Regions from separate parts of the Mus musculus genome. Here all the other regions are linked to region 5. A link is a loop called in an ENCODE intact Hi-C map of the cell type or tissue named here. Cell type or tissue: heart. All regions are shown on one strand.

Evidence for each region. Peaks named below come from ENCODE experiments on the same cell type or tissue, not always from the same donor. Only the 100,000 strongest peaks of a DNase experiment are listed, where the experiment ranks them.
Region 1: it touches region 5 in a loop (2.8-fold over the local background); 4 of 42 quality-filtered maps call a loop at or near these places.
Region 2: a loop joins it to region 5, with 4 times the contacts of the local background. A loop is called at or near these places in 23 of 42 quality-filtered maps.
Region 3: it touches region 5 in a loop (4-fold over the local background); 4 of 42 quality-filtered maps call a loop at or near these places.
Region 4: it touches region 5 in a loop (7-fold over the local background); 18 of 42 quality-filtered maps call a loop at or near these places.
Region 6: a loop joins it to region 5, with 2.4 times the contacts of the local background. A loop is called at or near these places in 2 of 42 quality-filtered maps.
Region 7: a loop joins it to region 5, with 5 times the contacts of the local background. A loop is called at or near these places in 4 of 42 quality-filtered maps.

What each region holds. Positions count from the first base shown.
Region 1 is chr7:133,184,434-133,188,433 of GRCm38, reverse strand. No RefSeq gene overlaps it. Among named protein-coding and RNA genes, the nearest start is that of Gm35567, 30 kb to the left of the region's middle. In heart, a CTCF peak has its summit at 2,415; DNase peaks (open chromatin) are centred at 2,023 and 2,333; H3K4me3 peaks cover 1,513 bases; H3K27ac peaks cover 708 bases.
Region 2 is chr7:133,619,346-133,623,345 of GRCm38, reverse strand. No RefSeq gene overlaps it. Among named protein-coding and RNA genes, the nearest start is that of Edrf1, 16 kb to the left of the region's middle. In heart, a CTCF peak has its summit at 2,428 (motif pointing right); no DNase peak of the experiment used is centred here.
Region 3 is chr7:133,554,298-133,558,297 of GRCm38, reverse strand. No RefSeq gene overlaps it. Among named protein-coding and RNA genes, the nearest start is that of Tex36, 46 kb to the left of the region's middle. In heart, a CTCF peak has its summit at 1,985; no DNase peak of the experiment used is centred here.
Region 4 is chr7:133,132,030-133,136,029 of GRCm38, reverse strand. The region is part of intron 2 of 4930483O08Rik (RIKEN cDNA 4930483O08 gene); the gene reads right to left. Among named protein-coding and RNA genes, the nearest start is that of 4930483O08Rik, 5.8 kb to the right of the region's middle. In heart, CTCF peaks have their summits at 1,330 (motif pointing left), 1,551 (motif pointing right) and 2,253 (motif pointing right); no DNase peak of the experiment used is centred here.
Region 5 is chr7:133,030,423-133,034,422 of GRCm38, reverse strand. It overlaps a transcript of Ctbp2 not described here. Among named protein-coding and RNA genes, the nearest start is that of Ctbp2, 17 kb to the right of the region's middle. In heart, a CTCF peak has its summit at 1,683 (motif pointing left); a DNase peak (open chromatin) is centred at 1,672; H3K27ac peaks cover 896 bases.
Region 6 is chr7:133,476,387-133,480,386 of GRCm38, reverse strand. No RefSeq gene overlaps it. Among named protein-coding and RNA genes, the nearest start is that of Tex36, 120 kb to the left of the region's middle. In heart, a CTCF peak has its summit at 2,224 (motif pointing right); no DNase peak of the experiment used is centred here.
Region 7 is chr7:133,174,932-133,178,931 of GRCm38, reverse strand. No RefSeq gene overlaps it. Among named protein-coding and RNA genes, the nearest start is that of Gm35567, 39 kb to the left of the region's middle. In heart, no CTCF peak of the experiment used is centred here; DNase peaks (open chromatin) are centred at 1,981 and 2,251; H3K27ac peaks cover 1,034 bases; H3K27me3 peaks cover 36 bases.

The sequences.
Region 1 (4,000 bases), 150 kb before region 5:
GTCTGCTTTGGGCTGAGTGTCACATGCTGTAGCAGGAAACTGCTAAGACGTGATCTTGCCTCATGGTTTGGCACCTTTGCCTGGAGTGTGGGCAGGGGTGATAAAACGTCACTTCCCAGATTAGATTCCAAAAAGGCTTTAACCTTGGGCTGGTCCATTGCTCTGTGGATAAAGGTGTTTGCAAAGAAGGACTAAGGACTTGAGTTCAGTCCCTGGGGCCCACATAGTTGAAGACAAGAACCTCCTCCCAAGGGCTGTCCTCTGATGACATGGTGTATGTGAAGTGTGTACAATTTGACATCAATGGCAACCTGTGGTAAGGCCTGTGTGGCAGGAAACCAGGGTCACCCACTACCAATGGCTAGCAAGGACAATTTAGGTGTCCTTCCCTCAGCTCACAGGTTTATAGTGAACACACACACAGCACCTAGTGGGGATTCTCCATGGCTTGGCTTTCAGATGTAGCAATAGTTCTGACCCACCACCTGACTCAGCCCTGCATAAGCCAAGAAGTGGGGGAGGGTCTACAGCTCAGCCCCACCAGAGATCCCTATGAACAGAAAGTATAAGAAGTACTTGTTTCATCAGCTGTATTTAAAGGCAATTTGTTGTGTAGCAGTAAACAATACTATTAGTGGAGGCCTATGACATTGCTCTTCATTAAGTCAACATAAGTAAAATATCAGCAACTTCTTAGGAGTCAATCTAAACTCTTTAACCTAGTCGCTCCCTCTGTATCCAGGAAGTTCTAATGTGATTGCTCTTATAACACTGGGGCTTTAACTCAGGACCTGAGACATCCTAAGCTAACACAATCTACCACTGAGCTACATCTCCATGCCTAAGCTATGTACTACTTAGCTTCACTCCAGACATGTGAAAATGGGCTCTCAGAGGTTACATGACACCCCACCCCAACATGTGCAGTGTCAGAGACCTGAACTCATGACATCGATTCTTAGGTTCTTATTCGTGCTCTGAGACAAACACAGCATAGTACCCGGTGCCAGGAGTCATGCCAGGCCCAGGGAACAAGCGAATGGGAAATGGACCATAACCACTCAGGAAATACAGAGTCTCTAACAGGCTTCAACGAGAGATCTCAACTGCCATGGAGGCAGAGCCAAATTTGGGATCATTTGGGCGGTGGGGGATCCTTCAAACTCCCCAGCTGACCCAAGGGTTGAATATGAAGCACGCAGCCATCAGACAGTAGTTGTCTCTGATAGATAAGGCAGATGACATTTGTCCAAGGGGACCAGTTCTGTCACAATTCCTTCCATCTATTAGTCACTATCTCACAATTATTTTGCCTTTTCTAATCAGCACACAGGCTCTTAAAGCCCTCGCTTGAACACATTCATCATGTCCCCTTCTACGTGGGGAGAATCAATGTTATTTACTGTGGCTAAGCCCACAGAACCCATTTGTAACTAGGGAAGGGTTTGTTGCTGCCTAAAACCAGGCAAATGTTCCCATCCTTGGAAGGTCTGCTCTGTCCACAACATGGCCCAGATATGTCCAGGGGGCAACTCAAGGCACTCAGTAAGTTCCTTCCCTTAAATCAATAATCAAATCCTCCTGTCTTAGTTAGGCTTTTATTGCTGTGAAGAGACACTATGACCAAGGCACCTTTTAATAAAGGACAACACTTAATTGGGGCTGGCTTAAGGTTTCCCAGGTTTAGTCTATTATCATTTCAGAGGTTTAGTCTATTGTCATCAGAAGCATGGCAGCATGCAGGCAGGCATGGTGCTGGAGAAGGAACTGAGAGTTCTACATCTTGATCCAAAGGCAGTCAGGAGACTGTCTTCTGCAGGCAGACAGGAGATTTTCTTCTGCGGTGGGCAGAGCTCAAGCAGTAGGAGATCTCAAAGCCCCGCCTACACAGTGACACACTCCCTCCAACAAGGCCACACCCACTTCAACAAGGCCACACCTCCCAATGGTCCCACTTCCCGAGGGCCAAGCTTATGTAAACCACTACACATGCTCTGTCTGAGTTACTCCAGGAACTGCTTCTGCTGTCTTCAGACTGTCTCGGGGGACTGTACTGAGAGAGATTGCTCCCAGCCCTCTGCAGCCACACTGGTCTGGCGCAGCTCTAGCAGGATCTTCAGATGAGGAATAAGCCAGGACACGGAAGATCAAAGGAGATGCCTCTTCCAAAGACAGAAGACATCCAGAAGGATATCAGATTTGATTCTCCATCTGGGTCAGAACCATGAGGTCATCACTTATCAGCTGTGGAGTCTCTTGGGAAACAGGGAGAAGAAACTTCCGTTTCAATTCACAACCGTGAGCCCTGCTGGGAAATCTGTTCCAACTTCAAAGAGCCCCGCCCTCCTCGTAGCAGATCTGGCAATATTTCCTGGTCAGGATTGGCCCCACCCTACAGCTCCCCCTATCGTCCCCACACAAAATAGACAGGCTTGTCTTACAGACTCTTCATCTGGGGGACCAACAACAACTAAAAAGGAGGCCGGGATGGAATGAGCAATATCCCAAGGCAGGGATCCAGCAGCCTTTTCATTTCTTTCCTTTTCGCATTAAAGTTCTCCCTGTCAGCCTGCCCCACGGAGAAGCCTCATGGGAATTAAGATATTCCAGATATTCTTAGAAAAATGAAATGTTGAAGAATGGCTTCCTGAGCTGATAATAGCGGTACATTTGAAAAATAGGCCCGAATGCCACGTTTAAAAGCCTGGAGTCATAAAAGGCATTATGAATGGATAGAGTGCGAACCTCTACAAGCAGACTTCATTGATGTCACCGTAAACGATGAATGCTGTCACTCTTTTTTATATATAACAGGAAGATATGCCGCTGCATCCAGATCTCAATGTAGGCACTGTCAGGCTCACTGGAACGGCATTGCCTGAGCTATTTATGACAATACGAGAGGAAATACAAGGTTAGAAGATCTTTATCTGCTGTCTGTGGAAACGTGCTTCCACGCTGACGCGCTCGTGAAATAGCCTGTGACAGTGAGGGAGCTGGAAAGTGAGATTAGACAGTGCAGGAAGGACTGTGTCCAGACAATACTGATGCTCACACTGGTGAGCCCCCTGGGCCTTTCTCCCAGCATCCTCCAGGAAAACCCCATCCTGGCATTGACAGCAGCGGCTGGTGTATCATTCACAACTGATCCAACCAGGAATGCTTGTTCCACCTTCCAGAATGTAACGAGGCTTCTAGGAATAGCTGCCAGCTGGGGACTACATCTCCCAGACACCCTTGCCTCCAGTGTGGTCCTGGACATGTTTACACCAATTAGGTGAATCTGGTGAGATCAGTACTTTTGAGTGGCAAGTGGGCGTCGTCCCTGGTTTCTCTCCCTTTCTAGTAGCTGGAGATAGCGGAGTCCCAGGTCCTAGGGGATAGTGGAGCTGAGCATGAAAGGACCTGAATCTTCTGAATGACCCCACAGAATAATAGCTCCCGACTCAGCACCAACCAGTAGTCGCGCTGTATGTTAATGAGTACACTACTGAGCCAATCAAATTGCAGCCTATATTACCGCAGCTAGTCTTGGGTTGACTAGAACAATTAGCACCGGCCTTCTACATCACTCACTCAGTTGTCTGTCCATCTGCTCCATCACATGAAGAAATGTGAAGTAGAAACCTACAGACATGGACTTATGAGTTACCCCTCTCCTTATGTGGTCGGTCACTCAGGTGTCTCTGGAAAAGCACTTCTTCTCTTTCAGCCTTCATCTTCATTTTGGTAACTTGAAGATTTTAAAACTCCTGAACCATAGTCACAACAGCCAGAAGGTGGGAACAACCGGTCAACAAATAAACAGGGGTGGGGGGGGGGGAGGGGATGGCAGAGAGAATGGTTAATATCATTTTCTGCTCTTGCAAAGGACCCAAGTTCAGTTCTCAATACCCACACCAGTCAGGCCATCACTGACATTAACTCCAGCTCCAGACGATCTGATGCCTCTGGACTTCAAAGGCATCAAACTCACAAGTTCATACACACACACACACAC
Region 2 (4,000 bases), 590 kb before region 5:
GTGGAAGGGGGAGGCTTCAGCAAAGTCCCAGAAGCAGAATGGGGCATCCTGGGTGAAGGGCCACCAGTGAGGCTGGAATGCAAGCAGCAGCCAGGCTGGGAAGGACTGGACATGCAGGCGGGGACAGAGCAGCAAAGACCTCTGTGGCAGGTTTAAGAAACGTGTGTCCTCTGCATGAGACACTTCCATCAAGGGTCCTCATGGCCAGGGTAGATGAGGCTAGTCCAAACAGTGGGGGCAGCCCTGGCTTGACACAATCCTTCTCTAGACCAGAGGGGAATGGACGGGTGGGGAGAGGAAAGCGGGCATCAGGTGACTAGGGTTTGGGGGAGCCACTGGATCTGAAGTGTGGAAAGATGAGTAATAAGGTCAGGATGAGGTGCATAAAGCAGGGGCGCTGAGTGGGGGCTCAGCTTGAGGCAGTGGCAGGCCACAGTCTGGGGACACTTGTTATGGCTTTGGAACATTTAAGCAGGTAGCAAGGAGGCAGGGGATTACCAGCCCAGCTGTGAAAGGAAGGGGAAGAGGATGCTAGATGGGAGCCCTGTCTGTGAGCCTGGTGGGAGGAGATGCAGAGGTGACACTGGGGTGAGACCTCCTACTTGCTGTCAGAGTGGAACAATCCAAGCTCTCTCAGGCAACAGATTTCAACATAAGTCACATGAGCAGTGAGCTAAAATGAGAATGGAGGTGTTAGAGATAGCTCAGATGCTCAGCCTACCCTAGAACTCACAGAGAACGACCTGTCTCTGCCTCCCAAGGACTGGAATTAAAGGTGTGCACCTCCACCATAGCCTAAAGTGTTTATTTTGAAAGTACAAAAACCTGAACTTGATCTCAGAGCTCATGGGGGGAAAACGAAAAGGTCAGGCATGCTGGTGACCTTGTAATCCTAGCACTAAGGAGACAGGTGAGTCCTTGGGGCTCACTGGCCAGACAGCTTAGATCACTTGCTGAGTATTGCATCCAGTGAGAATCTATGCCTCAAAAACAAAATAGAAGGTGGAATGACTCCTAAGGTTGTCTTCGGGCGCACGAGAGCACACACACACACACACACACACACACACCACATATATACCACCCCACCTCCTCTACACATATACCACAAACACATACACACTACCCCCCCCACACATACCATATACCACACATGGACCCCTTCACACCCACACACCCCACATATATACCACCCCACCTCCTCTACACATATACCACAAACACATACACACCACACTACCCCCTACATACACACACACACATGTACACGCACCATATACCACACACATACTCCTCCACACACACAGCACACAGACACAGACATACATACCACACCATATATCATACACACACACACACACACACACACACATATTCACTATGCACAAGAACACATGTATGCACACATGAATGATAATGGAAGACTTTCCAGTCACCTTGTGTCATTGTAACCAAGTGCCTCAGACAAATCACGTGTAACAAGAGAGAGGTCTGCAGATAGATTTGGGCACCACTGCCTGAGGTCTCTCATGCCTGTGAGTTAAGTCAGAGTCTTGCTCTCTGAGCACTATTTTGCTGTGTATGTTTGTAAATATATCTCCCTAGCATATTTTATGCTCCAGTTAATTTAGTTGACATCTAATTTAGTTGACATATAAAAATAAAATCAATTTCAGACAAAATACCCATAAAATAAGTGAAATGGCATAATAGGTTTCAAGAAATTAAAATGTAATGTATTTAGGCTTCTATTCTAAAGCAATTTCATCTAGAATAGTAGATACTGACTGTAGCTGTAATTTAAAATAAAATCCCTGTCAGTTGCACAATAACAAATGTTGCTACATATTCAAAAACTTGTTGCTTGGAATAGTTCATTGTAAAAAATGAAGAAATTCGTTCAAGTGTCCTTTAAAACGTCAAAAAGCCTAAACAGGAGGGCTTGGTGCCTTGGCGTCCGGGCTGTGATTAAGTTGTGACAATGATCATTACTTTGGCTGTAAACACTCTCACATTTCACTGGGTGAGTTCTTTAATTAATGCCGGGCTCTGTTCTGTTTATTACCCGTGTGCTTATGCTTCCTGTCATTTTCCAGTTGTCTGCTTGAGTCCCGTTTTTAAATAGTGATTTAGCAACTGATAATGCGTATTGATTCCCGTGCTCCTTCTCATTTACATTTTTATCACTTTGGTTGGCGTATTCGGGCTTAATCATTTTATTTTTATAAACAGTCATACGGTGTGCTAATTCAACTGCATGATTAAGTTTGGCTTCTGAAGAGAGTGTGTTTTAGAGAGCGGCCCTTGAAGTAACTCCGTGTTAGGCATTGTCCATGAGTCCAAAGGTCTGCTCTCCTGTGGATAACTGGAAACATAATTCTAGATTTTCAGAACTGCTTCTGTCATCTGAGGCGTTCTGAGCACTGTGCGTTCCAGTAGGGGGTGCAATGTGATTTAAAGCCAGGATCTGCACCACAAGGACGTGGTTTCAATGTGTCTTCTCAGCGGCAGAACAAGAACGCTCTCGCCCACTGTCTGCAAATCCAGTTCTGGGGGTGGCGGGGGTGTGTGTGTGGGTCACTGCACAGGGGAAGTAGGAGCAGAAATCAGGGCGGGCTAGAAAAACCAGAGGACCTGCTAAAAATTATGCATATGTAGAAAAATATTTTCTCATGTGCTTCAAGTCCATGACGTGTTAGAGTATTAGCTTTCATGCTGGTAAGATGAAGTGAACGTCAGACTTTATCTTTACGTGAAGTGATGGCCTCACGCAAACAGAGCATGCGCACGAGGATGCTCAGTGCAGCCTATTTTAAGTCAATTGTTTGCCTTCTTTTTCTTTTTCTTTTTCTTTTTTTTTCTTTTTCATTTTTATTATGATTTTTTTTTTAAGTTTTGCCTGACTCTCTTTGTTTTCTGAAATAGGGTTTCTCTATATAGCCCTTACTGCCCTGGGACTCACTCTGTAGACCAGGATGGCCTCAAACTCAATGAGTCTCCTGTTCCGTAGTCCCCAGCCCCACCTCCTTGCTGGAATTAAAATCATGCACCACCACTGTTGCCTGGTTTATATTGTTTACTTTCAATGCAGTCGTTTATTTGTGTGACCTGTGGCAGCACAAGCATGGGGATGACCAAGCATGGGGACAACTCTGCCATTGGTGTTGACGAATAAATGAGCACATACACAACGCATTTCGAGCATGGTGGGCATGCAGCAAGTGCTATGTAAATGTTCGTACTACTCTGGTGTGCGTGTGTGCGCGTGCTAGAGCAAGCATGCGCTGTATGTGCTTGTGTAACACATGTGTGCAGAAGCTAGAGGAGAATGTCAGGAGTTCTACTCTCCCATTCTCCACTTTATTCCTTTGCGGCAGGGTCAAAGGAATTTGATTGAACTCAGAGCTAAGCCTGTAGCTGGCAAGCCTCAGCCATTTTTTTTTTTTTTTTTGTCTTTGCTTCTAAGACTCCTGGTGCTGTAGGCACACACCATCATTCCTGACTTTTTATGTATGTGCTGGGATCCGAACTCAGCTCCTCATGCTTTCATGCTTGTGTGGCAAGCTCTCTTACCCACTGACCCGTCTCTCCAGCTCCAACACAGTATTTTAAGTAAAATAGCCAGGCAAGGGGGCACATGGCTTTAACCCTAGCACTCAGGAGGCAGAGGCAGGCAAATCTCTGAGTTTGAGGCCAGCCTGCTCTATAGAATGAGTTTCAGGACAGGCAGGGCTATGGAGAAAGAGGCTCTGTCTCAAAATAAAATGAAAAGTAAAACAGGGCTGGAAACGGTCAGTGAGTGAAGTGCTTGTCCTGTAAGTCTGAGGGCCAGGGTGTTCAAACCCACCCCACACAGAAAAGCCGGGCAGCCTGGAGGCTCCCTTGTAGTCCCAGGTCCTTAGAGAAGCTGGCTAGCTAGACTGGTCTACACGGGGCGCTCTGGCTGAATAGAGAGACCCTGCTAATATAAAAGGTGGAACTCATACAGAAACCCAGGCAC
Region 3 (4,000 bases), 520 kb before region 5:
TACAGGTTACACAGCAATGTGGATGCACTGTTGAAGTGGACCTTGAGAGGTTGTTAAGATGGGGACTGTAGCTTAGCGGTTGCACTTGCCTGGAATGCACAAGGCCACGGGCTCCATCTCAAGCACTACACATATACAAAATGGTAAGAGAAAAACTTTTTTCACAACTAAGAGTGCATACTTGCCTCCTTGCAGGAATGGCCACTGGCAGCCAGGTAATGCATGGACTCTCGTATGCAATGGGTTCCCCTCTATTCTGTCTGATCTTCATTCCCCACAGACACAGTTAGTGTCAAACAAATGGAGGCTCAACACACCTTCCCTGGATGGCAGAGAAAACCAAGGAGCAGTCAGTGAAAGAAGGGAAGAAAATCTACAGAAGATAAATTACAAACGGGCAGTAACCCAATGAAGAGATGTTCATCTTCACTGGTATCCCACGGAGAGCCTATGGAAGTGACGGGGCCTACTGCCCACCACAAAATAAGTAAAGAGTTTAGTGTCACAATTTAAATACCTAGTGTTGGGGAGGATTTGTTGAGTTGGATAACTTCAGACAGAATTGGTACATTTCTTTCTATATGAATGTGGTCATGTGTGTATATGTTCATATATGTGTAGGTTCATATGAGCATGCATGCATGTGCATGTGCAAGTGTGTGTTCATGCATGATGCTGTCAGAGGACAACCTTGGATGCAATTCTTTGGATGTCATACTTTTTTTTTTTTTAATTTTTGCTCTGATTTTAATGATTTCTTTCTATCTACTAGTTTGGGTATCGGTATTGGTTTTGGGTTTGTTTGTTTTTCGTTTTAAAAATTTATGAAAATGTCATACAATGAATTTTTGTTTGTTATTTTGTTTGTTTGTTTGTTTGTGACAAGGTTTCTCTGTGTAGCTCTGGCTGTCCTGGAACTCATTTTGTAGACCATGAACCCACAGAGATCTGCCTGCCTCTGTCACCCAAGTGATAGGATTAAAGGCACATGCCACCACTGGCCAGCCATACAATGAGTTTTTTTCATGTTCATCCCCCAACCACCATCACTACCCTCACTTCCATACTCAGCAACTTTGAGTCTTCTTTTAGTTTTCAATCGAGTCTAGTTTGTGTTATCCAATTACACTCATGGAACCTGCACTGGCATGTAATTGACCAGTTGTTTTTGTTGTTTTGTTTGTTTTTTTTTTGGTTTTGTTTGTTTGTTTGTTTGTTTGTTGAGGCAGGGCCTGGAACTAGCCAATTAAGCAAGGCTGACTGGCCAGTGATCCCAGGAATCTGCTTGTCTCTACTTCCCAGTCATAGGGATTACAAGTTTGTTTCGCCACACTAGACCTTTTTTCCATGGGTTCTGTGATTTGAGCTCATGTCTTCATGCTTGCAAGGCAAGCTCTTTACCAAGTGAGCCATCTTGCCAGCACCAGTAAGTACATTTCTGTAAGGTAATATGACAGTCAATACCAGTAGCCCTCTAAGAATTTCTATTTTCTGAACAAATGAAGATTAGCCCAGGGGACTGACAAAATACTGAGTCAAAGAGTTAGGGCCAAAGATGTGTATTGTATATAGAATTATTTACAACAGCTCAGAGCCTGCAGCTAAATATCTGCCAAAGCAATGGATGCTTAGGGACAAGGTGAAATCTTTGTAGTTATGAAAAATCAGAAGGGTGTTTTATAATATATACATTTGGTAAGATCGGTTTTGTAGAAATGACATAGAAATCACAGAGGAGTCCACCGAAAGTGGCCTGTGCCTTCTGCACGGGGAGGTGGTTATTATGGGCGTTCTTTGCCGGTCTGAGCTTATAAAATGTTCTAAAATGAGCATTTGCTGTTTTTGTAATTAGAAAACCTATGATTTCAAAAAAGCAAAATATGATGTCTCCATCCGATGATTTAAAATTAAAGTCCCCGGGGCTAGGGAGATAGCTCAGCAGTTAAGAGCTCATACTGCTCTTGCTGAGGACCTACATTTAGTTCCCAGCACCAACACTAGGTGGCTCACAACTGCCTTTGACTCTAGATTTGGAGGTGAGGAGGTGGGGGTGGGCACAGAATCTGATGCACCTTTGGTCTCCCAGGACACAGACTGCCTGAAGGGCCACAGCAGTAGCCCATGCTATAGAGCTGAGCAGTTGGCTCCATTGGGAAGTGCAGCAATGAGACCATAGATAGACAGTAACTTGTTCAACTCAGGGTATCGGTTCAGGGGCAGAGTTGGGACAGATCCTGGCTTTCCTGATAGCTAGCAACCGGCAAACACCAGGCAGCTGCCGCTATCCCACTCATACTCTTCCTGCAGGGCTGTGACCTTTGCTTCCGACCCCAACACTAGATTCATTGCCTTGGTGCACTGTGAGACCAGAGCCAGCTAGGCCAGGGGCTGTTGCAGTCGGCTAGGAACTCCCTGAGGAAAACCAATCTTAAGAGAATGTTAGGAGACCATTCAGGCAACTTTTTACATTTTCAGTTGCGAAAGCTTACAATTTAGGCAGAATGTTGCTATCTCTTTAGTGTAATGCAGTTTGTTTGCTTACTTGCTTCCTTCCTTTCTTCTTTCTTTTTCTCCTGATTATAAACACCCCACATGTTCTGACAGTTTTAGCTAATACCATAAACAAAATTTAAAAACCTGTCAAGTTATATTAATAGAAGTAAAGGAAACTCAATTTTTAAAAAATATTGTGCTTGATGGCTGCTAAGCCCAGGAAGATTGCTCCCCAAACCTACTGCGGATGGGAGGACAGGATGGTCAGTGATGGTAGCAGATCCCTGCCTTATGCAAACTCACCAAGGAGGAGCTGGGTTGTCACTCTACAGCTACAGAAGATTCTACACATGTGTGTACATACATGCGTATATGCTTACCGACATATGCCTACAGTGTGTTTACTCAAGCATATGCCTACATACGTTTCTGTCTGTGTGCACACTATACGTTAGCTCTCACGTGTTTGAGTATATACACTTCTGTCTATGTGTGTCCTAGCTGAGCTAAACAGCTGTAGCAAGGGCTGGTGGAAACAGAAGTCCTCAGGAGTTCTGTGTGGGAGCCCAGGTGCAGAGGCAGGTGTCTTGCACTCTGATGCATGCTGGAGTACAAAAGCGGGAAGAGGTAGAGCATCTACCTTCACCGGGCTTCCTGATGTAGCAGGACATGATTATTCTTAATGAAAGACTTGCTTATCTGGAAAGCTTGGCCATTGTGTAGAGTGCTAGTGAGAGATGTAACTGACGAGTCGCAGGGGATCCAGCCAGGGGAGGTTGGGAGAGGTACAATGTATCACTAAGAGCCAAATGAAACTAAGAAATGAGTTGAAGAAACCAAGATCTAAAGAAACAGAAAGTAAACAGAGGAATGGTTGTGTGTGGGAATAGGGCTTCTTTCTCCCTCCCTCCCTCCCTTCCTTCCTTTTTTTTTTTTTTTTTTAAACCATGATACTAAAGGAAGCATTCCAGGGAGTGGCAAGATGGCTCAGCAGGTGAAGGCACTTGAAGGAGATTACCAACTCACTGCAGTTGTCGTTTGACCTCCATACACATGCTGTGGCATACAGGACATGGGCACATACAAGAACAGTAAATAAAAATTAAAATGTAATAAAATTTTTTTAAAGGAAGCCCTGCTGGATGTGACCTTATTACCACCGAAAGCATCTGTATTTTGCTACCAGCAAAAGGCAGAACGCAAACTGAAAAAAACAAGCAAATAAAACCAGAAAAAAAAAAAGTCCTCGCAACAAACAAAAGCAAGAATTGCAAATTTCACATACAAAGAGCTTTGTCCATCAATAAATCTCTCAAAAATAAAATGGATGTAAGACAGGAAAGTCTCACACGCATGCCCAAAGAAGTCAATACAAAAGGCCAATAAGCAGGGAAAAATTGCCTTCAGTGGTAATCAAGACATGAATTACAACAATTGTGCGCCTTTATTTCTTTATTTCTTTTTGCTGATGAAATCAGCAGAGATTTAGTGCAGAATTTAGGTGGGA
Region 4 (4,000 bases), 100 kb before region 5:
CCATGAACGATTTTAAGAAAACTTCCATCAATCAGTTTTGGCATTTACCTTGTTGCTCTGTAATAAATAGTTCACAGTTAGCCACAGTATAATGACCAAAGAGAGTGACCAGCCCCAGTGCTGATATGGTAAAGTATTAAGATTTTGTAGGAATTCTTTTTTTCTTAGATATTGTACAACTGTTGTTAGGAATTGTATCATGCACCAGTCAGTTTTTTTTTATTTTTTATTTTTCTTTCTTTTTTTTTTTGTTTGATTTTTGGGTTGGTTATTTGTTTGTTTGTTTGGGTGTTTCTCTTTTGAGACATTTTTGTTTCTCTACCTAACATCCCTGGCTGTCCTGGAACTCCCTTTGTAAACCAGGCTGACTTTGAACTCACAGAGATTCCCCTTGCCTCTCCTTCCCAAATGCTGGGATTAGAAATGTGTCACTACACCCAGCCATCAGTTAGTTTTCTGCTACTGTAGAAAGCATCTTGAGACAACTTACTTATAAAGAAGAAAGGTTCATTATGGCCAGTTTTAGAGGCGTGAGTCCCATGGTCAGTTGAGGCCTTTGGTGAGGTATATCATGAAAAAAGCAAGCCCCTATATTTTACAGCTAGGTACAAAAGAGAAGAGTCAGCAACTGATCATACTAGCCCCTTCAAAGGCTCATATGTCTCCAGAGACCTAAAGACCTCCCAGCAGCCTAAGACTCCACCCCTTGCCAACTCTGGAGACTAACCTTTAAAACATCGGCCATAGAGAACACTTATCCAATCCAAACTACAGCAGGAGTGAAACATCAGGATGTCTGCAACATGCTTTGGAATGGTTTGGTGTCTGTGTAGGTAAGCATGCTGACACACTCCTATAAAGCCAGCCCCAGGAAGGCAGAGGCAGGAGGGCTTCCAGCTCAGGACAGTTTAGGCTACATAGTGAGATTCTATTTCCAAAGCCAAAAAGAAGGAGTCTTCTGGGCTCCTTCCTCAAGAGGCTTACTAGCCCACACCGAGTCTTAATAAGCATTCTCTTTCTGTTTCTCTAGTTCATGTGTCCTTGGTGGAATACTTTGCCCCAGGACACCACAGCCTAGAATTCAGTGTCCTCTGAGGCTCAGCTCTTCTGAGACTTTGGGCTTTCCCACTGTTTTTCTGACCACCATGGCTAACTTTAAGGAGTTACTTTTGGCCTGGAGTGATGGCTCAGTGGTTAGGAGCACTGACTGCTTTCTTCTGAGCTCAAATCCCAACAACCACATGGTGGCTCACAACCATCCATAATGAGATCTGATGCCCTCTTCTGGTGTGTCTGAAAACAGCTACAGTGTGCTTATAATAAATAAATAAATAAATCTTTTTTTTTAAGTTACTTTTGCTCCATCTCCCCTCCTCCCAGCAACTGCTGAGTTTTCAGTTTGCCTGTAACTGTTATTCTCTTTTTAAACACCAATAAAATTTCCCTTAATCTTTTGGTTGTTCTTTTTTTTTTGTTTTTTTTTTTTTTTCAGTTTTCCTTTAAAAACCTCAACCTTTGGTTTCTTTATTTATTTTATTTAGATGAGTACCCTGTCACTGTCTTCAAGTACACCAGAAGAGGGCATCAGATCCTATTGTAAATGGTTGTGAGCCACCATGAGGTTGCTGAGAATGCTGGGAATTGAACTCAGGATCTCTCGAACAGTCACTGATCTTAACCTCTAAGCCATCTCTCCAGCCCTCCTTTTCCAGTGTTTGGAGACAAGTTTTCCCTGTGTAGCCCTGGCAGTCCCAGAACTCATTTTGTAGACCAGGCAGGCCTTGAACTCAGAGATCTGCCTGAATCTGCCTTCTGAGTGCTGAGATGAAAAGTATGCACCACCGTGCCTGCTGCCCTTAATCCTAAAAATTCAAAACAAACAGTATCTCTACAAAGAGGGACCAAAGCTGAACTATAGATGATCAAACATGAATCCAATGGTTTCAATAGGCTTTGAGGGTTCCTTGCTGCTTTTGTTGTTGTTTGTTTCAAGTCTGGGTCTTAAGAATCTCAGGCTGCCCTCAAACATACACACACACACACACACACACACACACACACACACACACATATATGTCTATATCTATATCTGAGAATGGTTTTGTACTACTTATTCTCCTGTCTCAGGACCAATAAAATGAACTTCTGCTAGAGACTATGAAGTTATATGAAACCAACTGTAAGAACTTTGTGAAATACAACATTTAAGCAAGGATTTTAGATCCCTTTATGTATGAGTACTCTAGCTGCATGTACACCTCCACGCCAGCAGAGGGCATCAAGTCCCATTACAAATGGTTATGAACCACCGCGTGGTTGCTGGGAATTGAACTTGATCTCTGGAAGAGCACTCAGTGCTCCCAACCACTGAGCCATCTCTCCAGCCCAAGTACTGTACTGGTTCCTTTAGGTGCTACCTCTGTAATTGACCGTCCGCAACTCTTCTATCTAAGGGCATTCAGTGCTATAGGTTCTGGTGTTTGTTTGTTTGTTTTTATGGTTTGTTTGTTTGTTTGTTTGTTTTTTGAGACAGGGTTTCTCTGTATAACCCTGGCTGTCCTGGAACACACTCTGTAGACCAGGCTGGCCTCGAACTCAGAGATCCTTCTGCTTCTACCTCCTAAATTCTGGGATTAAAGGTGTGTGCCACCACTGCCCAGCTTGTCTTTATGTTTTTAAAAGCAAAGATTCTTAGAGGTGTTGGATATTGCTAGGCATGGTGGATATGGATATGGCTAGGCATGGTGGATATGGATATGGCTAGGCATGGTGGATATGGATATGGCTAGGCATTTACCTGTAATCCCAGCACTTCTGAGACAGAGGCTGGAGGATCAGGAGTTCAAGACCAGTCTGAATTATATGAGAGCTAATCTCAAAACAGAACATTCAGATAAACAGAAGCCACCCCATTAGACAAGATGTCTTGTGGGTGACTGAACTACAGGCTACAACACTAACACCAGTTCTACTTGGGGTTGTATTATCTCCATTCACAATGAGGCTCCATTCAACTGTTGCTTACAGCAAGGGGAGACTGACAACTCTATCCCTGCCCTGGACCCGGCCATTCCTCTACGTCATTCCTCCAACACAGCCCCACGCTGACCCAACTGAGTGGTGCCAGTGGTCCCTGTGACTCTGTTCTTAGTCACCATTGCTCATATGTCTGAAGCTTTGTGTGTCATATCCCTGCCCTGATACAGAAAAAGAACATTCCAAGGGCAGAACTCAAAGCAGAACATGCAAGGATGTTTGAGACTCATGGTGGCTTCTGTTTGACGCTACGGGAGTTCTCTGCTCTCCAGCCTGCTGGATAAGGATAAGGTCTACTTTATCTAGTATTCAAGTTAGATTCTCAAGGCAGTTGAAGTACAAGAACTCCAAAGGGTTAAGGACTTTGTACAGAGCAGGTCTGTCTCTGTGGCAAAATACTTGATGCTCTAAACTAGGCATGGTAGCACAGGCCAGTAAACCCAATACTTAGAAAGCAGAGACAGGACAAAATAGACATGAAATATCTATTCCTCAAAAGCATAAGGATTTTAGGGGGCTGAAGAGATGGCTTAGCAGTTAAGAGCACTGGCTGCTCTTCCAGAGGATCCGGATTCAATTCCCAGCACCCAAAGGTGGCTGGAAACCATCTGTAAGTCCATCTCCATAGATACCAGGCACATACACAGTGCACAGACATACATACAGGCAAAACACCATACACATAAATAAAAAAAAAAGCATAAAAAAAACTAACAATGAATTTTGAGGAGGAGGGGTTGGTGATGTAACTCAGTTGGTAAATGCTTGTCAATCACGCATGAAGCCCCAGCTTCAATCCTTAGCTGTGCATAAACTGGGCATGGGGGTTTGTGCCTGCAGTCCCAGCACTAGGGAGTGGTGGAGACAGGAGGATCGTAATTTAAAGTTCATCCTCAGCTGCACAAGTTCAAGACCAGGCTAGTTTACATGAGAACCAGGTAACAGGAGGGCCAAATGGGGACCA
Region 5 (4,000 bases):
TCCCACCCTCTCACACACCTGGGATGTTGGTCCTGAAGCCCAGTCGAATGCTGCCCCTTTCTTTGCTCCTTCCCGTCCCCTGTGACAGAGACTTGATTTTTCTTTGGCCTTGGGATTTCAGGCAGCCAGTGGGCTCTGGGAGCCACACAAGGCTATGGGCCCTGCTCTTGGTGAAACTTGGGTTGGTGACTGGAGAAGGCAGGCATCTTTCATTGGGGTGACATAGCCACCAGGCAGATAGGGTGAGCAGCAGGGACTAAGGCAGAGAGAGACTGTCCCTTTAGAATAAGGGAAGAGCAGAGAAAATCCTTCAATAGGTTCACCGAGTGCTGAGGCCTTTCTGAAGACATAGCTGTCATTCTAGCAGGACATTGAGGCAAATTCAAAATCCCTCCTTGTTAGCCTGTCTTTGGCCACCAGGTACTTTGTGATGTAAGTTGTGGCAAAGGAGATGGCAGGCTGTATGGAGATGCGATCGGGGGCTCCTCGAATCCCATTTGGCACCTCCCACATTTTGGCGCATTCTTACTAAAAAACTAAGTATGCCATATCATAATCAAGAAATAGCTGTGTGCTCTAAGTGGTATCCTGTTGCCACAGCAACGGTGTTTGAAGCAATGGTCAGAGAATGTCGTCCCATGGAGTGTCTGGGGTTAGGTGGAGCATGGTGTCGCTCCTGGAACATGACTAGTTAAAGCACACCTCTTTCCTGCATCATTCCATGGCTCCTGACTGGCCAGCTGTGGTTAGGCAGAGGGAGGCTCTGCTGCTTCTAAGCCCTCCCTATCTAAAACCAGGAAATCCAGGCCAGGGAGGTAGTTTAGTACTAAACGGAAGGTACTTGCCACCAAGCTTGACATCTGGAGCTTAAACCCAGGACCCAAATGGTGAGAGCCCAACTCCTGAAAGCTGTTCTTTGCCTCCCACAGGTCTGGTTGAATATGCTCCTCCCCAAAGTTAATGAAGAAGATATATAATTATATTTAAATGGGAAATCCTTCTTACTTTCCCTCCTCTGCCTGCTTAGTGTCTGCTCTGGGGGGAAGGGCATGTACTCTGAAGTCTTACAACAAAGGGACCTTAGGGTCAAGGAACAATTGCTCAATTGTGTGCGCGCCCCCCCCCCCCCCCAGGTTTTAGTCTGATGGAAACTCTATCAGGCTTGTGGAGAACTGTGTACCCTCCTATTTATTCTGTCTTAAATCCTCTCACTGCCAAGTTGTTCCCATCGTCCATCACCAGGATTCACATATCTCTGAATGAGAATTGCAAGCATAAAGGAAAATTACCCCTTAGGGCAGTTTGTGCCCCTTTGCGGGACAAAACCTCACACTGTGGGTCAGGAAACTCACTGGCTCTTGGACCACCTTTCCTTGGCCTGCCCTGTGTGTGTGTGTGTGTGTGTGTGTGTGCGCGTGCGGGAGGGGGGAGACCTTGGCTCTCAGGGGAGGTGTGAGACAATGGGGAGGGAGTCACATCCCACCATTCAGCATCCATGGCTAGAAGGGAGGCCAGGTGCCTTCTGCCTCTCTTGCTTCCTAAGACACACAGTGCTCAGGCCTTTCCATCAAGGGTATTTGACGTATTTTCTCTGGGTTCTTATGGAGTTCACATTTGAGACCCAGGCAAAGATATCCCAGCTTTGCAGTCTGGGGATGTCTAGGCAGGGTGAGCAGTGCCCTCTGCTGGATCAAGAGCCTCATCGCTGGGTAAAATGTTTCCCGTGGGCTAATCTTGCTCCCAGCATGACAGGTTGACCACGGGGTAGGGTGGGACTGGTCTTGTTTTCCATTGCTTTTTTGATAAGCAGATAAAGGCTATAAGATGCAGGTACTGAGACATGTGTTTTGGACCTCACCGTGTCAAGAGGTAACCCACTGAAGTCTTTTATGGGACAGAGTGTTGCCAAATTGGGACAGTCCAGAGTCAGGGACTTCTGTGGGGTCAAACTGAAGTCAAGAGGCAGGCGTGTTTAAAACAAAAACAAATCAAGATCTTAAGACGCTTTAAAAATGTTTTATTGTTGTAATTTGTAACTAACCTCTAAAATTGCTTTTACTAGACACAGATTATGGCTTCATACGTGTTCACTTTAACTAAATCGAAGTTATATTAGAACTAGTAATTTTTCTATGGGCAAATAGTTCAAGCTTAACAAGAAGTATTTTATTTTGCTATTTCATTAGACTTGCGTTCACTTTTATTTTTAAAGATTTATTTTATTTATATGAGTACACTTCAGACACACCAGAGGAGAGTATCCGATCCCATTACAGATGGTTGTGAGCCACCATGTGGTTTCTGGAAATTGAATTCAGGACCTCTGGAAGAGCAGTTAGTGCTCTTAACCGCTGAGCCATCTCTCCAGTCTGTGTTCACTTTATTAAAATATAATGACATATTATCTAGTGTGCCTCTTATGTCTATCCTGTAGTTTCCATGTTGTCAAGGATCCACGGCCTGGTGGGTCTCACTGTGGTCTAACTCTCAGGTCCAGGCTGCTGGCCGCCATCCTACCTGTGCTTGGACACATCACTGAACCCCAGGAAATGCACTGTATATGTACATTTTTGTCACAGGCCATGGACTCTGCCCACAGTGATCACTAGGGTACTGGGTCATCGCCCCCACCCAACAGCTGTATTGTGACCCCTCTGCAGACATTCTGTGAGAACTTCCAATATTGTGTATGCTTTCTCCTGTTGGTGGCATTCTCTACTTGGTTAAATGAAAATTTCTCTTGCAACCGGGACAAGCTTTTCTGTCCCATAGCAGATGAGATGACAGATCGCATTCCACTACACAGACAGGCTCTTTGGCCACAGAGCACACATCACACGCCTAGGTGGGGAAGAGTTAGCGACTGCTCACCCTGAGCAGCCTGAGCGCACGCCATCATTCTATGCCTCATAATCTGAATGGACATTTGCTTGTTTGCTTTTATCCCTCTCTGTTCTGCCTCTATTATTAACTAAAATATTTATTTTCAAGGCATATTTGGAGGACAAGGGCTTTTAAAATGTGTGAAAATTCTAGAGAGTCTCTGTAGAATGTGACGACCCACGCTGGATTCTCAACATGACCCAAATAAAACAGCCAATTAGGAACATGAAAGGATCTTTCTGCTTAAGTTCTCATGCCTTGTTTATCACTTTTAGCACGCGAAAAATATACAGAAGTCTTGAGGCTCGCATTTGACACTAGGAATGTATTTGTATGGGCTAAGAGTCCCAGCTCAAAGTAAGACCACACCACTTGCTTATTCCAGGAAAATCATGGTTTTAAAGCTAATCCTCATCGGGCAGGGGGGCGGGGGGTGGGGGGTGGGGATACTACCTTGACTGGTTCACCTTTAGCCTGGTGGATTTCCGTGGCACAGTGCAACCCTTTCTTCGGATTTACAAACCGTGTAACTCCCCCCACCCCCTCTCTAATGTTGCATTTCAAACCCAAGGCCATATAGAAGTTAATAAAGGCCAGCTCTCTACCACCAACATAAACCCTCTAGATTCTGTGAAACCCCCGACAGTGGCACACTCTGAGCCGGCCAAAATTATTGACAGTGTATTTCATTTTTACAATCTGGATTAGTCTAGTTGAGTCAGTGTTGGTCACACAGTATGCCATTTTATTTTTCTAGTGTGGAATCAGTGGTTGGGCTGGGGGCAGGCATTAGAAGGACATGGCTACCTGTGTAAGTTGTCACTCTTCAGTATTCTGAAGCTATGCCGATTGGAAAGGCCATGGCTGAAGCACGAGCTATCGGTGTGTGCATCCCAAGTACTTGTGCTTTTGGGGATAGAAGATGGGGCTCTAACCAACTGAGAGTACCGAGCAGGGACTGACTGGCTGGGTCGCCCGCCCAGCACTGGGCTGGGCTGCGTGGAGAAGCCGCTTCCTCTTGTTACTGGATGGTGGACTGGCCTGTCTGTGAGTGAAACGTTGTGCATATCTCAGGATGGGGTTCTTTTAGGAAACTTCTAGGACCTGAATGGGGGAC
Region 6 (4,000 bases), 450 kb before region 5:
TTGCCTTTGCTGCCCATCCTGCAGCCAGGGGCTCTGCAGGCAGCATTCTGGGGGCACTCAGGAATCTCCACCCACAACAGAAGGAAGGAGACTGGTTAGCAAGGCTTGAGCATCCATCTCAGGGAAGCTCCCACAGAGATCCATCTTCAGCCTGGATTCATGAACAATCATGAGAGCTAAGCACTGAAGGCTAGCTGGACTCAGGGGTCCCTTCTAAAATGTCTGTATATTTCTAGGGGCTTTCCCCACACAGTCTTGGTCACGAGTGCTTCTTCTTCCCTGTCCCCTAGTCAGTAATCAACAACGTCTGACTCCCTTACAGACCTGTCACCTCTTTCTTTGACAGGTCCTCTAAACCCAGTGTCTGCCCTTTGACTCTGCTCTGCCCTGCAGCCTCCGGAGCACACACCACCCCAAACAGCAAAGCTGGTACTCTGGTCCCTTAAGACAAGACTGCAGACAACTCACTTTAAATTACAGACTTTGGCAGACAGTTGGGGCACGCTATCCACGTGGGCATAAAAAGCTGTTCTGTGTTACAGGCGCTATCCGAGACACTAGAGAACGTTTACAAAGTGAATTGGCAAACACACGGGGATAGGAGAGCTAAGCTTAAGTCTAATGACAGCACTGTTGCTTTTAGTATTTCCACTTAATTCCTTCTTATGCCCTGACTCAGGCTGCCCATGCATGTTACATGTGCTTGTTCCAGTAGCACTCCGTACATACTACCTGATGGGACGCCTTCCATCAGCTCCCTGCCCTCTGTTTACAGTGCAGGACACTGGCACCGACTGTCATGACACAGGCCGACAGCGACAGAGCCTCGTAACAAGCATCACTTTGTGCCCACAGCTCCTGAGGGCTGGCATCAAAGCTGTGTCTCCTCACACAGGGAAACTGTATCGTCTGCTGGGCAAGAGTGCCTGACTGGGTGACTCCTCTGTGTAAAGCCAAGTGTATCAAATGTGTCCTTCACATACTTTAAAAAGCTCTCTCTACCCATCACTTAATGTCTAAAAACGTTCAGCGTGCCTGCGCTTCTGTCTTGTTTTCAAACTGCATCAGATGTTTAATTAGGCAGTAAATATCGTCTTCAAATAAAGAGCTTAAAATAAAGTCAGAACGTGTCTCTAATTTGACCACCTGCTTTTTGAAGTCAACCCTCTTCCACTCCAGCTAAGTGTGGAGGTGAGGCAATTATCTGACTTATTCAGAAAGCAGATTTTTGGCCAAATCATCACATTCTTAGAGAACAAAGAGTATGTGTCAGATCAGCCAAAAAGCAGAACTGAACACTTTGCTCTTTTTCTACATGAATAGCGTATATGTGCCCTTGCTTCCTCCGAGTTAATTAGCTAATGCCTTCCCCCTGACCCTGCATGGAGTCAGAGATCAGAATCCAGAGTTCCAGTCTCATTCTAATGAACAGGTGGGGTTGTTTCTTGATTTGTTTGGTTTTTGTTTTATTTTGTGTTTGTTTATTTTTGGCTAGTCTTGATTTTTTAAAAAATTATTTGTGTATGATATATGTGTCTAGCAGGTGTCTGTGTGTGCGTGCACGCATGTGCATATGTGTAAAGGTGTGTTGGGTGCTGCTTGGGTGTTGCTTCCTGCCTTCAACCTCATTTTCAGCCGTTTCTTTACAGTAGGCTCGCTGGCTCTGGGGCTTTCGGGAATGACTTTGTTTCTATCTCCAGTTTCTCTGTTGGAGTGTGGACTACACATGCCTTTAACCACTTCCGGCTTGTGGGGAATCTATGCTTTATCCACTAAGCCATTTACTCAGCTTTAAACTGGAATGTTTGAAGACTAGTGCCCGTATCTCCACTCTTCAGTAAAATTTCAGCTCGGTTCTCTCATTCCTCCACTCTCACCAGTTTACCTGAAAGCAATTCCACGAACATGGGGTAAGCTGGGGAGAGCTTTACCTTTATATTAAAGCTTTCTTTATTCTTTCCGAAGGATGTGGAATCTGAGACCTCACTCAAAGCAGTAACTAGACTAACATTTACAAATTGTGTTGTATCATGTAGATAGCATAATTTAGCAGAAAAGCTAGCTTTGTATAAAAAGCCTTTGACCTTATAAAAGGTAGATTTTGCCGGAAGCACTGGGTCCTCTATTCTGCATATTAAACTCTTCTGCTTGAAAAGTTTGAATAAAATCGAATATACTGAGTGTTATGATCTGAAGGTAAAATATCTACCACAGGCTTGTGTGTCTGAACACTTGGATACCAGCAGGTGGCGCTGTGGATAGAGGTTGTGGAGACATTAGGGGTAGGGCTGGCTATGGGGAGCAAGCATTGGGGCAGGCCTTTGAAGGTTATAGCCCCTTCTGGTTCCAGCTTGTGTTTTGTGTTTCCTGTCCCCCTTCACGTGAACAAGCAGCTGCTCCTTGCTCCTGCCACCTTAGGCAGAACTCCTCCCATGACCTAACCTTTCCCCGTTGTGGTGGATTGAAACATCTTTGAAACCAGGAGCCAAAAATAAATACTTTCACTCTTAAGTCCTTCTGTGAGATATTTTGTTGCAAGTTGAAGAAGAGTAAGTAAGTCTCCCAGATTGGAGGGAGGTGGTACAGGGTTGATGGTATATTGTTTCTTTCTTTTTATACAAAACAACAGATCGCCAATTAATTGGATTTGAAAGAACAGAAGCACTTCAAACTTCTAATTTTGAAATCATCAAATGTAAATCCTCTAGGCTGACAAAGTTTATATGGCAACACAATATGTTCAGAATAAATTCTGGAAAGAGTTTGGTCTGTTCCTGAGGAGCAGCAAATATCCAGTACTGCAGCCGCTAGGGCGTGGTCCACACCTCCCAAGATGATGAGCCATCAGCTGATTCCTCTTGGTTTTGATGCTGCTGACACCTGCTCTGAGCACCTTTGTTTCCATGGTAACCAAGGGACAGCATCCTTATCCCCACGCTTTCAGAACCTCATTAAATCAGGCAGCAGGACAGCAGCTGTGTTCTCCACGCGCTACTCTGACAGCCATGGACTAATTTTATGATGCTCAGGTGATTTTGGGGGAGCTTTCTGGGCCCGGCTGTTGAGAATGTGTAGCTGGTGAGACAGATGGCAGAATAAATAAATATTGCCAAAGTGTTTAACTCATACAAATTTTCTGAAAGGTGAGAACCAACAATGGTAATTTTATTGACTGAAGTAATTTGGAGCCAACTAATAAATACAACAGGAGTAGACGCTCTTGGAGTATGTGGGTACGAGCGTCCCTTGTCGGGCTAGAAACTTCTTAGGATAACAGTACTTCATCGGAGGCACTGTTGGGTTCTAGGGTGGCAGTGGCCCCCGGCTGCAAAGGTGTATCACAGAAGCTGCTTCTTTGACGTTTCATTCTTTTTATTTTATGAAACGAGGTCTCATAAGGCCTAGGCTGACCTCAAACTCACTATATAGCCAAGGATGACCTTGAACCTACCGCCACCTTCCGGGTGCTGGGGCTCCAGGCCTAAGCCACTGTGTCTGACAGACTTCACTAATTTTCATTCCTGGATCCTTTGTTGGATTCAGGAAGAATGGCAGAAAATAGCATCCATCCATCAGGACAGAAAGGCTTAATTAAACCAAAAGGCCAATCAAAAACCCAAGGTGATGGGAAAACAGAAGGAATATTGAGTCGGTAGCCAGATTTTTGCCCTTGTTTTCCTGAAATGATGCTTGAAAGTTTGTACAACTGCAAGACATCTGGGTAGCTTTACTGGTGAAGGACACCCAGATAATCTCAAGTCCTGTTCAGACTGAGGAGAGCAGAGAGGGCATTGGACTAAAGGAGAAGGCAAGCAGACCAAAGGAGGCCATAGGCTGTCACAGTTCCCATGAGGATGGAGCCAGACACTGGGTTACAAACCCTGACCTGTTGCAGCTGGGCCTGATGCAGCTTTGTGAAGGTCATGATAGTTTCCACCTTTTCCCTTTATGTAACGTCCTGACCAACCAATGAGAGTTGTCCTTTCTCTGTCATTCTGGA
Region 7 (4,000 bases), 140 kb before region 5:
CCAGATTGGGGGTAAGGACTACCCTTCTCTGTAGGAAAGGGAAAGGAAAAAGGAGAAGGGAGTGAGAGGGTGGAGTGGAAGGAGAAGGGGGAGTGGGGTTGAGATCGGAATATAAAGTGAATAAATAAAGAAGTTAATGGGAAAAAAAGAGAGGTCTCTCTGCTTGGGGCTACCTGACTCAATAACCTCTGGCCTAAGGCAATTTGAATAATTCCCTAAACTAGCATCAATCTCTCTCTTATCCTGAAGGTGTCTTGTTCAGCTCTCAGTCACCAGCTCCAAGTCTGGGCATAACTGCTAAACAAAAGATGTTCATTTTGCACGCGGGCAGTGGTGGCACACACCTTTGATCGCAGCACTTGGGAGGCAAAGGCAGGCAGATTTCTGAGTTCAAAGCCAGCCTAGTCTACAGAGTGAGTTCCAGGACAGTCAGGACTACACAGAAAAAGCCAAAAAACTTTCTCCCTGGAAAAAGCCAAAAAACCACCACCAACAACAACAACAACAAAAAAAAAGATGTTCATTTTGTGGGTGACCAATCACGCAGTCTTCTGGGGACAGATGTTTAAGTACAAAAAGGGGTAATCAGGCACACAGGGACAGTTGACCCTGCTATGTTTGTTTCTTATCTTCCTCTGTCTTTCCCTCACTTAGTTGTAAACATATCTGTACTTCCTGGGAGAGAGCAGTGGGAGACTGGAAGGCCCCCAGGAAAGGGCTAGCCCCATCACAATTGGCCATGTGCAGAACTCTGCCTAGTCAGTGTTTCACAGTCCATACTGGGCAGGGTCATCAAAGAGAATGCCAAGCCTAAACGCCACTCCACAGCTGCTGGCCTCCAAAATGATCTCTCTTCGGGTGCTCTGAGCTGAAGCATGCCGTCCACAAAAGCATCCCGTGGTTTCTCCCTCTGGCACTGAACTATGTGTAAGTCAGTATCAAAAAGTAAAAGAAAGAAAAAAAGTGCAGGCAGGGAAGACATTTCTATAAAGTAAGGGGTGTGTGTCTATGTGCGTGTGTCTCTGTGTGTGTATCTGTGTGTGTGTGTGTCTGTGTGTGTGTCTGTGTCTGTGTGTGTATCTGTGTGTGTGTGTCTGTGTGTGTCTGTGTGTGTTTGTGTGTGTGTGTGTGTGTGTGTGTGTCTGTGTGTGTGTGTGTGTGTGTGGTGTAGATGGGAAATTAGGACATCCTGCTTCATCACTCTGTCAGCCTTTCACTGGGAGCTTGGGGCTAGGCTGGCAGCCAGCAATCCCCAGAGATCCTCTTGCCTGCCACCCTAACATGGCTGTTTTCAGGTTTGTGTGCATTTTTTTTTAATGTGTGTACTGGAGATCCGAACTCAAGTCTTCACACTTGTGGAGCAAACACTCTTACCCACTGGGCCATCTTTCCAGTCCCAGGAGGTGAGATGGTTCTTCTCTTCTTCTCCCGCCATCCTCAAGTACTGGTGGCTGCTGAAGAAGGTTAGTTCCACACACTTTCCAGACTCTCGGGGACTCTTTCCAACTGCAGCTCCCAGACATGGTGGGCCTGGCATCCATACAGGATCCAGACATGAACCCTGAGGGTGGTGGGGACAATCTGTTTGAGGGGAGAGGTCTACATACACTGTGAAGCAGACCGTCAGGAAACCCTGCCGTGAAGTAGATCTAAATCCCCCACCTCTAACAACACTCTCCCACTTTCTCTTTCCTGTCAATATGCTATTATCTCCAGTGGCTCCTGTCCTCCCAAGAAAAATGAGGCAGGAAATAGACAGTGTAATAGGAAATGTGGAGAATACACATTTCCTGTCAACAATGTGCCTTACTAATAGGTCGTCAGATGAGTATTTTATTAGAACAACCATAATGACGGCAACATTAACTCCAGAGACAATCCAGGGAGGGTCTGAGTCAGAGCAGGACAAGGAGAACCTTGCCAAGAAACAGCACGGGTAGGGGCTCGAGAGCCACAAACCTCCCCGTTCTAATCTTAGATCTGGCTCCAGTTTCCTATTGGCCATGTGCCTGGACTGGACGGGGACTCTCTGTGTCCCCTCCTTTCTCCCTCTCTGGCCTCTGGTGGGTACCACTCCCCAGCCTCTATACCTCCCCAGGCTCCCTCTGGATGCCTGCTGATGAAAGAGCCCTAAGCAGATGACCACCCCCCCCCAAGGTACTGAGGACTCCCAAGGCTGTTATGAGAAGCAGCCTCCTTCATCTGCAGCGGTTCCTCCCAGCTCCTAGGCTTCATCAAGGGGAGGCTGATCTAACTGGAACCAGACACTTTCCCTGCCACACTCCCACAGAGCTGGGGCTCAGAGCCCAGGTCCATTGCAGCTTGCCTGGCAGCCCATGCAACGGATGCCATCCAGGGACACAGATGCCCCCAGAGTACAGAAGAGAAGGCAGCAGACTGCTGCTGTTCATGTAAGTGTCATGGTTGAAAGTGTCCCGTGCTAGAAATCCCCTTGGTAGTGCAACAGCATTGGGGTGGAGCCAATGAGGCTCTGTCCTTGAAAATGAATTCATGACATGGCCTTGGTAATGTCTCTGTATCTCAGAAATGGACTTGTTATAAAAGCATGTAATGGCAGGGGACGGGGTGGGGCTGAAGAGATGGCTTGGTGCTTAAGAGCACTAGCTGTTCTTCTAAAGAACCCAGATTCCATTCCCAGAATTCCCAGTACTCATATGGTAGCTCACAACCACTGTCTACAACTCCAGTTCCAGGAGATCTGATGTCCTTTTCTGACTTCCGCAGGCACACGGTTCACATGTGGTGCACAGGCAACACACACACACACACATTTACAGCCTTCTTCCTACTATAGGATAATACAGCATAAAAGCTCTGTCAGATGCCAGAACTATGTGTTTGGAGTTAGGCACCAAATTATTTTTTTTCATTATAAATTACCAGTCTCTAAATACTCTAAAATATACTCTAAAATAAACCATGAAAGCATGCCCCTTTCCTAGCTTTAGAGAATTCCACAGGCATCAGAAAGCAGACTCCCAGTGGTGAAGGCCCCTCTCATGAGCTGAATTCAGACCCTTTGACCCTGGATTCACAAAGTGTTGTAGACCTGTGACTTTGGTGAATGTCCACCTCCCCTGAAGGACTATGCACCCCACAGGGCAAGAGTCAGTCTAGCTTTGTTTACATCTTTTCTTGGAGTGTAAAGCTGCCACGACATTTTTAAATTGCCCAATAAATATGTGTCTGTGGGTACATGGGTCTGTGTGGCACACCTGCAAATGTATAACCTGTGTGTGGAAGCCAGAGGACAACATCAACAGGCACTGTCCACAGCAGGGTTTTTGTTTGGTGTGTGTTTGTGTGTGTGTGTGTGTGTGTGTGTGTGTGTGTGTGTGTATGCGTGTGTGCATGCTGCTGCATATGTGTGCAGGTCAGAGGACAACTCTGTGGCGTTGGCTCTTTTTTCCACCTTTACATGGGTTCCAGGATCAAACGCAAGCCATCAAGCTGTTTGGCACAAACTTCCGACCACTGAACCATCTCTCTGTCTGCTCCACTTTATCTTTTTGAGACAGAGTTTCTCATGGGTCTGGAATTTACTGATTAAGCGAGACTGGCTGGCCAGAAAGCCTCACAAATCCTCCTGTCTGCCTCTCCAGAGCATGTGTCACCACTCCTGGTTTTTATTGTTTGGGGTTTAAGCATAATTCTTATTTAGGTGTTTGCATCTGTGTGAGTTTATGTGCACCACATGCATGCAGTTCCCACGGAGGCCAGAGAGTAGTAGTTTCCCTGGAACTGGAGTTACAGCTGGTTGTGAGATGCTTGATGTGGGTGCTGGGAACTGAACCAACATCTTATGCAAGAGCAGTATACATTCTTGACTGCTGAGCAACTATCTTAACACACTTGCTATTGCCTTAGCATCTCATTTGTGTGTGGGACTGAGGCCCACTGAGTAGCAAACCTTCCCAAGAAACATGGTAAGTCTTTTCCTGCTTAAGATGGCATGATACCCAGAAACCAGTGCGTATCT